Linked DNA regions of Homo sapiens: region 2 is linked to region 1. The links are chromatin loops, found by intact Hi-C in ENCODE. Cell type or tissue: HCT116. All regions are shown on one strand. Each heading gives the region's core, and the rest is flanking DNA. Links, peaks and the distances in the headings are about the cores only. Region 1 has its middle 36 kb from the start of LINC01915. Region 2 has its middle 5.8 kb from the start of ZNF521.

The links. Hi-C counts contacts between places; a loop is a spot of excess contacts. Peaks named below come from ENCODE experiments on the same cell type or tissue, not always from the same donor. Only the 100,000 strongest peaks of a DNase experiment are listed, where the experiment ranks them.
Region 2: it touches region 1 in a loop (7-fold over the local background); 4 of 110 quality-filtered maps call a loop at or near these places.

What each region holds. Positions count from the first base shown.
Region 1 is chr18:24,589,495-24,594,882 of GRCh38, forward strand. No RefSeq gene overlaps it. Among named protein-coding and RNA genes, the nearest start is that of LINC01915, 36 kb to the right of the region's middle. In HCT116, for the core only: no CTCF peak of the experiment used is centred there; no DNase peak of the experiment used is centred there.
Region 2 is chr18:25,355,242-25,360,629 of GRCh38, forward strand. No RefSeq gene overlaps it. Among named protein-coding and RNA genes, the nearest start is that of ZNF521, 5.8 kb to the left of the region's middle. In HCT116, for the core only: no CTCF peak of the experiment used is centred there; no DNase peak of the experiment used is centred there; H3K27me3 peaks cover 397 bases.

The DNA.
Region 1 (5,388 bases), core at 174-5,173:
TGGTCAAAGGGGAGGCACATGAACCCAGTAACACTTAGATGTTAGTTATTTTACCAGGTTAGCTGATGGTAACCTAGGGAAGGCCTACTGCAGTGGGGCAATGAGTGAGTTAAATTTGAGTGGACCTGAATGGGGCCATCTCTGGAGAGCTCTAGGAAGCTAAGGGCAGATGGAGGACCCCAGAATGTTAGGAGGAAGCAGTGGGAAGCAGAATTTTAAGATGACTTCCAAGGACTTTCCTTTGGGTCATCGCCTCCTGATGAGTGTGGGTGGAACCTGTGAATGAGATGAGATTCATTCCTGTCTATGTTCTGTTATATGGTAGAAGGAAGGTTGCAAATGTAATGAAGCTTCGGAAATCAGTTGACCTTAAGAGGGAGATTATCTAGGTGGGCCTGACCTAATCACATGAGCCCTTTACATCTGGGTCTAGAGGTCAGAGATGAGGGAGGTTGGAGATTCAGAGCATGAGCAGATCCTGCGTGCCATAGCTGGCTTGATAGGTGGGAGTGGACACAGGGGAAGGGGTACGGACTGGCATTAAAGAGCTGAGGGCTGACACTCTGCTGATAGTCAGCAAGGAAACAGGGACCTCAGTCCTTCAATCACAAGGAACTGAATTCTGCCAACAAGGGGAAAGAGTTTGAATGTAAATTTTCCCGCAGAGCTTCCAGCCAAGGACCTAGCCAGTGGGACACCTTGATTGCAGACTTGTGAGACTTTGAGCTGAGAACCTAGTGAGCTCAGGGTCTCACAAGGCTGCAATCAAGGTGTCCCGCTGGCTAGGTCCTTGGCTGGACGTCTGACCCGTGGAACTTCGGGTCAATAAATGGGTGTTGCATGTGAGGAGTCGGGGAGTGCATCAGGAAGAATAGCTAATGGATGCTGTGCTTAAAACTGGGGTGCCGGGATGATCTGTGCAGTAAACCACCATGGCACACATTTACCTATGTAACAAATCTGCACATCTTGCACATGTACCCCTGAACTTGAAATAAAAATTGAAGAAGAAAGAAAAATAAATAAATAAATAAACGGATGTTGTTTCAAGCCACTAAAACTGTGGTCATTTTTTATGCAGCAACAGAAAATGAATACGTTCTGCGAAAGTCACAGTTTTTCTGGATGTGCGTATTGCTGTTGAATTACTTTCCTCCTTATGAGACAGGTCGGTGGATGGGTAACTTTTAGAGAAGCTCCTTATATGTTATGACTGGGGAACCTGAGAACTGTGGGGTGCCCTTTCCCCTTTCACCTCTCTTCACAACAGCTGTATACCAGCTATAATGTTGTAAAATAGGCGTGAGGTTTTTTTTTTCTCCGTGTGGTTTTGCATGCTGTAGGGATTCCAGCACTCCTGCTTCTTACAGCAAGTCAAAATATAGACACTAAATAGCATGTTTTGAAGCACCTCATATTGCCCTTTTGTCAATGTCTTGCCCTGTTTGCAGAGATCACACTCTTCCTCATCCCAGCTCTCTCGCCCTGGGTTTGGATCTGGGGCTTTCCATTCTCACCCTAAGAAAGCACCCCCTCATAAAGATGACATCACCACTGTGTCAGAGCACTGTCCCTTGCCACACAGGTGCGAGCTGTGGTTTATCTCTCATTATGGCCCCCATGTGACTCCTGCATGTTCCCGGGCCAATCTCTCCCCTGGGGGTCTTGCACCAGACAGTCTCTTGAACCTGCACATTCTCCAACAGCAGTAGTAGAGTGGCAGTGGTCCGATAGTCTTTCCAGGCATGAGTGAGTGGGAGACACCCATAGGCCTGGCAGCACATTTGTTATCAAATCAATGCAGGCTCAGGTTGGGGGCACAGAGGTTAGGTGACCACCCAAGGTGATCCTAGGGACTCAGCCCCTGAATTCTATGGAAGCCCTGGTGGACATTCAATCCATGTTATTGATGATAGTGACAGATCTGGGATTTAACTCCCCCAAAATGTGGATCCCAGTGTGGGTGAAACACAAAAACCATAAAACCATGTATTGAGATTGATGCTCAAGTGATTCAATCAATGAGGCCATTGAGGTCACTAAAAAATGGAGTTTTAGAAATCAGTTGACTCAAGGGCTATTTCAGATCATGGCTCAGTCTTGGGCTTTCACAGCCACATCTTCCTCTTTGAGGAGAGAAATACGAATAAGCCTGATTATCTGTTCTACGTATTGTTGAGCACTGCGATGGTTAATACTGAATGTCAACTTGATTGGATTGAAGGATGCAAAAGTATTGATCCTGGGTGTGTCTGTAAGAGTGTTGTCAAAGAAGATTAACATTTGAGTCAGTGAGCTGGGAAAGGCAGAATCACCCTTAATCTTGGTGGGCAGCATCTAATCAGGTCAGCCAGGCTAGAATATAAAGCAGGCAGAAAAACGTGAAAAGACTAGACTAGCTTAGCCTCCCAGCCTACATCTTTCTCCTGTGCTGGATGTTTCCTGCCCTCAGACATTGGACTCCAAATTTTTCAGTTTTGAGACTTGGCCTGGCTCTCCTTGCTCCTCAGCTTGGGACCTTGTGATCGTGTGAGTTAATACTTAATTCACCCCCCCCCCCCACTTTATATATCTATCTATCCTATTAGTTCTGTCCCTCTAGAGAACCATGACTAATAAAAGCACCATTGTCCACAACTCAGGAAGCTGGTTCTTTTCTGAGGCTCTCATTCTAGGCCATTGTCCTTTATGTGATGGTTTTGTCATTATATTTACAAACACACACACCCACATGTGCACACACACACACACACACACATATGATTACACCGGTTGGGAGTAATGACATCCATAAACTGTCCACTTTATTTTTTAGTTAAATCTACATCACACAGTACAAGCAATAATTAAAAGGACACAAGATTTACTTAGGCAGGGAAGAGGCATCTTTGTTTTTGCTTGTGTGTCTACAGGTTGGTCTGTTGAGGTTGTGCTCTGTTGGTGGTTCCACTTCCATGGCCAAGCTGAGCTTGGCTCTTGGCTGCAAGTTGGGCTGAGGTTTGCTTTGCTTCACGGGTCTTCATTCTGAGGCCTTGGCAGAAGAGGCAGCCGTGAGCTGATGGGCAATACTCTCCTCAGGGCAATGCCAGAGAGGCAAGAGCACACACGGAGCCATGCTGCCTCTAAGGCCAGGCTTGGAACTGGTGCCGTCGTCGTGTCTGCCTACATTTCATTAGATAAAGCAAGTTAGGGGCCTGCACTCCACGTGGAGGTGTGGGGAAGTATAATTCCACCTTGGAAGAGGAAGGCAGGGAGTAATTATTTTTGATCATCAACCTACTTTACCTCAGGGGGTCAGCTGAGTGTATGTGTATGTAATATATTGTCTTTTTAAACACAGAGGCACCCACCCACGTAGTGAGATCTCTGAAGTGCTAAGGACTTCAATGCTTGGACTTTTAACATATATGGACCATGTTCAACTGTTTTAGCACAACAGCTTTCCCTGTATTAATTTTTTCTGGTCTTTCTTCTGGCCTCTCCACATTAATTCAGGTCACTTGCTGTTAAAAAACGAAACAAGATAGTGTTTCAAAGAAAAATGTTCTGTATGAAATATTTAAACCTGGTTAAAACTACCAGCAAGATGGAGTTGAATGTTTTATGTGATAACTGGTGCTCAAATCTTGGTTCCCTTCAGGGAGGAAGGGAAGAGCAGGGGTGGCAAACCCAGGCCTGGTGCTTACGATTCAGTTGCCCAGAGGAATTTTCCACCCAAAGCCAAACACCCATGCTGAGATGTTGGGTTCTCTTGGTTTATTCAACAAGAGGAATGGAAGTTAGTTTCTAATACCCATCACTCTGAAAAAAGAATCAAGAGAAGAGGGGTGCAGACAGGGATGTGTTACTGTTTTTTTTAGGATCTTCCCTGTACTAGAGACTGTGGCTGCTGTTTTATATGTGAGGGTAACTATGGCTCTGAGGGGTTAAGTAACTTATCTAAGTTCTCATGGTAGAAAGAAGCGAGCCAGGCAGGATTCAGCTTCCAAAAGCCTATCCTCTTGGCATGACACTATATTGGATGGAATGGCATTTCCTTCCATACGTCAGTGATGGGAAGCTCATTTCTTATAGGGCAGGTTACAGAGAGAGCTCAAGATTGTAGCAGTGACCTAATACTGACCTTTGGGCTCTTTACAGCTTCTGCTGGTACTGAATAGCAATCTCTTGTCTCTGGCAGTTCTTTAAACTTTCCTCCTTAGTCTTCTCCAGGTGTGTTCCTTCAGGTCCTTTTCACATGACACAGTGTTCAGTTTTAATCACCCTTGGTTATCCTTTTTCAGATGAGCTCCAGCTTCTCGTAAGTGGCAAGGAATGAAAGAAAAAGCCAGAAGAATTCTCAAAAAGACAGGCAAGCCCACCTGCTTTATCTTGGTGTGACAAGGGCAGGTGACTTTCTGGTTTGGGTTCTGGCCTGGAAGTATAGGCAGCCCCTTGTCCATTACACTGCATGGAAATTCACCCTCGGGCAGGGGTTGTGTTGTGTCCAGGGGGTATTGGGCTTCAGCCCTGGTTTTGGGTGCGCAATAGAGTTGAAACCATAGAGTCAGCTATCACCTGCTTCTCTACGGTTATTTATTAGCCAGGTATTTATTACACCACTTAAAGAAGAGGCAGGAAGGGGAGGATAAGCTGAGAGAGGACCCAAAGTGCTCAAATTCCCCATATCTCATTCCCTCCCTCTCTGATGGTAGATGACAGGAGGTCATCACCAGTTCACCCTTGAACATCCCAAGGTTATAGAATAAGCTGTCTGCACTACTAACGAATCATGGTGTGGATTAAATAAACAGGTGTGGATAGCTGTGGATTTATGAATACACCTTGATAGGTGTGGATTTATGAATAAATATGAAGAATATGAAATACAAAAATAACTGAAAGGAAGATAAATAGTGTGCTTCAAGGAAATGCACTAAGGAAATGGACTTGAACATGCAAAAATCTCTGTGACTTGATTCTCAGTATAAAGCAATTCATATCTTGTTTGGGGAAGAACTTTTCCCATTCTTTTGGTGTTTTAACCAAATCCACATCTTTCCCTGGTGCTTTGTGGAGCAGATCTACTTAAGCAAGTAACTGCTTTGAGTGCAGACCTCTCTGTATTTACTACAGTGTCCAGGCTGGAAGAAGTTGAATTCTAAATGCACTGTCACCACCTGAAAAAGGGATTTTGGCAAAGCCCCATGTTATAGATTGAATTGTATACCTCCCCAACTTCAAATGTCCTTATCCCCAGTACCTCAGAATGTGACCATTCGGAGATAAGTTCTTCATAGAGGTGTGAAGTTAAAATGAGGCCATTAGACTGGGCCTGCATCCAATATGACTTGTGTTCCTATAAGAAGAGGGAATTTGGCCACAGACACGCATAGAGGGACGATGATG
Region 2 (5,388 bases), core at 173-5,172, 770 kb after region 1:
GTCTTGCATTGGTGAAACAAACAATATCTGGAACTGAGACTCTTACTTGAAAAAAAGATTAACGTTTTTTCAACTGTTAATTCCAACAATAAAGATATTGCTAAAGGAGGGATTAATGTTAAAGGAAACCTGTGTCCATGAAACTTGACCTCAAAGGAATTAATTACAGAAAACACATTAGGTACCAGTTCAAGTAAATCTCCAATTTTAAAATGTCAGTTGCAAAGCATAAATTGTCTTTGATAAGTTATAAGTAATAGTGTCAAAGTTGCAATCTGGCATCTAAACCAATTACAAAGAGAATACTCTGCTCATAATTTTATATAAATATCCTTAGCACATGTCTACTTATCTGTACAACAATTTCATGTAATATTTTAAGATTTTCAAGACCGATTTCGGATTTTTTTTAATATTGAAAGTTAGTTCAAATCTAGTGTATTACCTGCCTGAGTAATATGACTGTATCAGTCATATTACTCCACAGAAGCTTTCTTTTAAAGGAGGAGCATTTTTAACAAGAGTTAAATTAAAAGTCCTATGAAAGGGCAGTTTAATCAAAGTCCATCTGAATCTAATGTGTGTGTCTGTGTCTGTGTGTTTAAAATATAAAATATATGTGTGTGTTATATATGTATATACATCCACGTATATACATATTAACACATTATTGTTAGAACAACATATAAGGGACTTTTAAATTAACATTTGTGCAAAGTATTAGTGATGCATTTGGAAAGGCAATATTTTTAGTCCACAAAAACTATACTCAGTTCCCAGTTCCTTTAATTGTCCACCATCTAATTCTCAGTAAGTTACTTAATATCCATCCTGCATACTCATAACCACACTCTACCTCTTAATCTATGAAATGGGTAGCAATGTTTGAATGCAAAAGCATTTAAGAACGTCACATGGAAAAATCCACATTAAATATATAAATATGGCAAATGTATTTTGTCATTATGAATAACAAATTCTATTTTCAATCTTTTTTTAGTCTTATTTACTTGACTTCTTTTCTTTCATAAAATCTGAGTCATTAAACCCCTTTAAAAAAAATTCTGATACAGATGCGTTGAGGACTTTTCTACTTGGTGGTGGACTATATCCAAAAAGGTAAAGTTTTTTAAATGCACACTATACATTATTCATTTATTTTATAATACACGAATTCATTGAAATTTAAAGATTTAATTTCAACATGTATAGAAACGTTTAAAACTAGAGGTTTCACATTGTCATCTTTTCTTACTGAGGCTTTCATAACCACTGCAAAGGTCCTTATTGAGCCACTAAAACAATAAAAGAGAGAAAATATCCTTTCTTCACACAGAAATTGCGAAAAGAAAAGAGGGATCTTTCAGTAGAATAATATTTGCAAGCTACTTTTAAAGGTAACTGAAAGGTGAGGCATCATCTTAAGAAAAGAGATTGTAGCATATTAGAAAAACCAGATAGTACTGATTTGTGAATTCTAAAGAATTAAGGATATAGATAAGTGATCTACTAACAAAAAAAATGAACATGTACCCTTAAAAGAGACAATAAAGGAATAAAACAGTTGATAGAAATTGAATCTACCTTTTTAAGTATTGCTAATAGTATATATTTGTAGAACTTAACTGGCATATGCTAAAAATAATTACTGTCATCAGAAATACAAAATTTATAAATAATGAAATAAAGAGGAAATAGTTATATTTCCTAAAAAGGCAAATTATGTTTCTCTCACTTAAAAAAAATTATTATAAACAATTTTTCATAAGTTATATGTCCCTAGATAATCATGCCTTTGGTAAATATTTTAGTTTTAGAAAGTGTACACAGTTGAATTAATTTTATACATTGAAAATAGAACATGTAATTTGGTTTATAACCCCAAAATTTTAAGTTTTTGTCCAAATGAGCACAAATGGATTTCTTTGGTATAGTTTAATGTAATTATTAAAATACCATAATATTTGGTTAACACTACGGTTTATAAAAATTAGAATATTGGTCATTAAAATCCAGAGATAATTAAAAGAAGCCCTTTGACAATAAGTGGTCATTACAGTTAATAAAAAGGATAAAATTCAAATGTAAAAGTTAAAGACTGTACATAGCAGAGAAAAAATGTAGCCATCTGTGAGCACCAGCTCTTTTGAAAGATAATATTAAAGATTATGTAGATATCTCTTTACCATGATACAGTGGTAGCAGAATAAATAGGTTTATAAAATTTCTCTTCATTAAAATAAGTGATCTATATTATGTTGTGTTGAATCTTATTTTCAAAGAAATCAAAGCCCTATAATCTGAGTTCAAATAATTTTTGAGGATATTTTTTTCTTTAGATTTCTAGGAAAATAAAACAGGTTTTTATAAAGCTGGAGTTTCAGAAAAGGGGAGACACTCATAAACTTTTTGTGTTATAATGAAAAATAGATGCATTGTGCACTAGAGGCATGGTATAAATAACAGGATTTTAGGTGTAGGGATTTTTCTTGTACATGTTTGGAAATTGTTAAGAGTTAAATAAACTATTTGCTGTCCTGCAGTTTGGAAATGTGTGCTCTCGATTACACAGATTAATAATTTTCAAAGAATCAGAACACAGTAAATTCACTTATCTGTGGAGTGTTGCTGAACAGCATCTAACCTGTCTTTGATGATTTAGAAGGTGCTTCATAAATTTTTGGTATCTTTGAATTAATATTTATGAACGTTCATTACCACTATAATCAAGACATGCAGAGATAACCAATTAATAGAGAATTCTGATGACAGAACGCCATCTACACCAAGCCTGAACTGAGTACAGACGTTTCATTCTTGTCTGCCTACAGTACCAATATTTTCAATTTGGATAGCTTCATGCTAAATATAAGATTTCCCAATTCAACAGTATATAAATTTCTTTGCATATAAGTTTTTCTAACCTCTGTTTTTTCCTTTTATTCATAAAACCCTGTGAGGCCCTCTTAGTCAATGATCATCATCATCATTTCCTACTTAGTAATTTTCAGAGATGTTCATCAGGTTGATCAAAATATGGATGAAGAAGGAAGTGGATACAGATTTGAGACAGAAAGAGAGTAATCATTCTCAGTGTCACCTTTGATGCTACATAAACACTTGTTATTTGCCCTTCAACACTGGGCCTCTTGTAGGCTCAATTCATAATAAATAGAGTCAATATCTTCCAAAGAAAAAATTCTGACCAAAAAGTTCCTATCAGAGTTTTTAATCACAGAGAACTTTGGCTCTTGTTCGTGACTTGTCCCCTCCTCTAAAAAAATTTAAAGTATTATTTCTTTTGACTAGTGGGGTTCAAAACCCACAATTGTTCTTTTTGACTGATGTTATCAACCCACTGTAAACTCTAAAGACTTCATATATATGCAAAATATATCCGTTTCTATCACATTATTTTCCCTGCAACACTGAAACTTTATGTGAGCAGTTTTCGCTCAGGTTATCTATATAGTATTATCAGTTCGTGGTATTCAAATCCCTCCTTGTTATCTCCCACGTGGTAATCTTTATGTTGCTGCTTTGCTGTTTTCATATCCTGCCCTTTTCTAAGGGATCACCTTTCTATTCCTTTTAAAGGGTACTGACCTCTCCCACTATCATTCAAAGCAAGAAGATGAAACTTAAAGTGTTTTCTCCACTCTTCTTCCTCTTTTTCCTTATTTTTTATTAAAATTGTAACATAAAAATGTCACTCTGAAGAAAGCCTTGGGTTCATCATTCCCAGCTCCCCTTCCCTGGGAGGTGAATACATTGCCTTTTAATCATGTTGGCCTTGCTTTTCCATAAGGCAATAAAAAAACAGTCTCAACAGAGGTTGCCAGTTATAACTTATGTATAAAAAATGGAATTAAAAACGTTTGATGAGGCAGAATCAGTTCCATAGGGACCCCCTCCTGTATTTCCCAAGTTTTTATTTTATCCTTGCCCTCCTCTAGTCTCTCTTCTTAATTTTGTCTTACATGATCCTTTCTCCCAAACATAGCAGTAGGATTTTAAAGAGGCCTTCTTTCCTAATTTTCCCATTTTTTCTTCTTTCTTACCAGCTTGCCTCTGCATTTATTTTCTATTGACTCTGTACCCTGACTGTCTTCAAATATTCATTATAATTGGAAGTTGCAATCTACCTTCTCCTCTGATGCGTCAACTGCATATGAACTGAATTCTCAGAGATTATTTCCTTTTTCTTATTGACTAGATACATGAACTGGCTTTCAGTTCACTGTATAGTTTTCCAAATTGATTGATATTGCCAGTACAGAAGCATACCTCTGTCATCACCTTATCCTTTTTATTTAATGATTTTACCTGCCTTCATTATTAACTGGTTTCCCCAATCATATTTCTAAACCTCCATCTCACGTTTGGATGTTAAACCCGATGCTTTCAAGGTTTAAAACTAGAGTATGCCTGTTGTGTGCAATGCTGCCTTCTGGGCACTCCCTAGAAACCCCACCCTGTCTGCCTTTTGGTGAATGTATTCAGTACCTTTAATCTTTCTCCTGTTTATTACAGTACTGAGTGTTGTGTCAACTATTAATGTACACTACTGCAACCTGACAGTGTAAATTCTGGCAGAAGCTTTTACAGGATGTAACCTGGTGGCCTCAGGGGTTCACATTTCTCCCATCCTTCTCTGTTTATTTTTCAGAAACACTTTCAATAACCCTTTTTGTGTGGACTTCATTCAAGTTTTACTTTTTCCTGAAAGCTACCCTTGATCTCCCACTTTTTTTTGCTTTCTGCCCTGACTCAGCCCCCCACCCAGCCCCCCACCATCAGCCTTTATATTTCTAGAGGACCCAGAGAAAGTATGTGTATTTATTGTGGTGTGGCAGGCAGCTTGTAAGATGGTGCCCATGACCCCTGCTCTGGTCTTCATGCTGCTGTGTCATCCCAACTCCTGAGTGTCATCTGCACCTAGTGAATTGCTTCTGACAATTACAATATGGCAAAAATGATGGCATGCCACTCCTGAGTTTAGAGTACAAAACTTCGTTTTGCTTGCCCTCTCTCAAACTCTTCCTTCTTCCGTCTTCTTTCTCTCTCTCTTTCTTTCTCTCTCTCTCCCCCCACCCACCCCCGCCTCCATCTTCCACTCTGGCTCTTTTCACTTGCTTACCTACCACCTGCCACATTGTGAGCTGCTCTGAAGCAGAAACCCTCCTAACGAGGAAATGAGACAAATGTGACTAACAGTCAGCAAAAAACTGAGGCTCTCAATTTCACAACCTGTGAACAAATAAACATGCCAGCAACTACTAGTGAGTTAGGAAATCGCTCCTTCTCTGGCCAAGCCCTGAGATGAGACATATTCCTCACAGCCTTGTGAGAGACCCACAGCTATAATGCCCAGCTAAGCTGCACCCA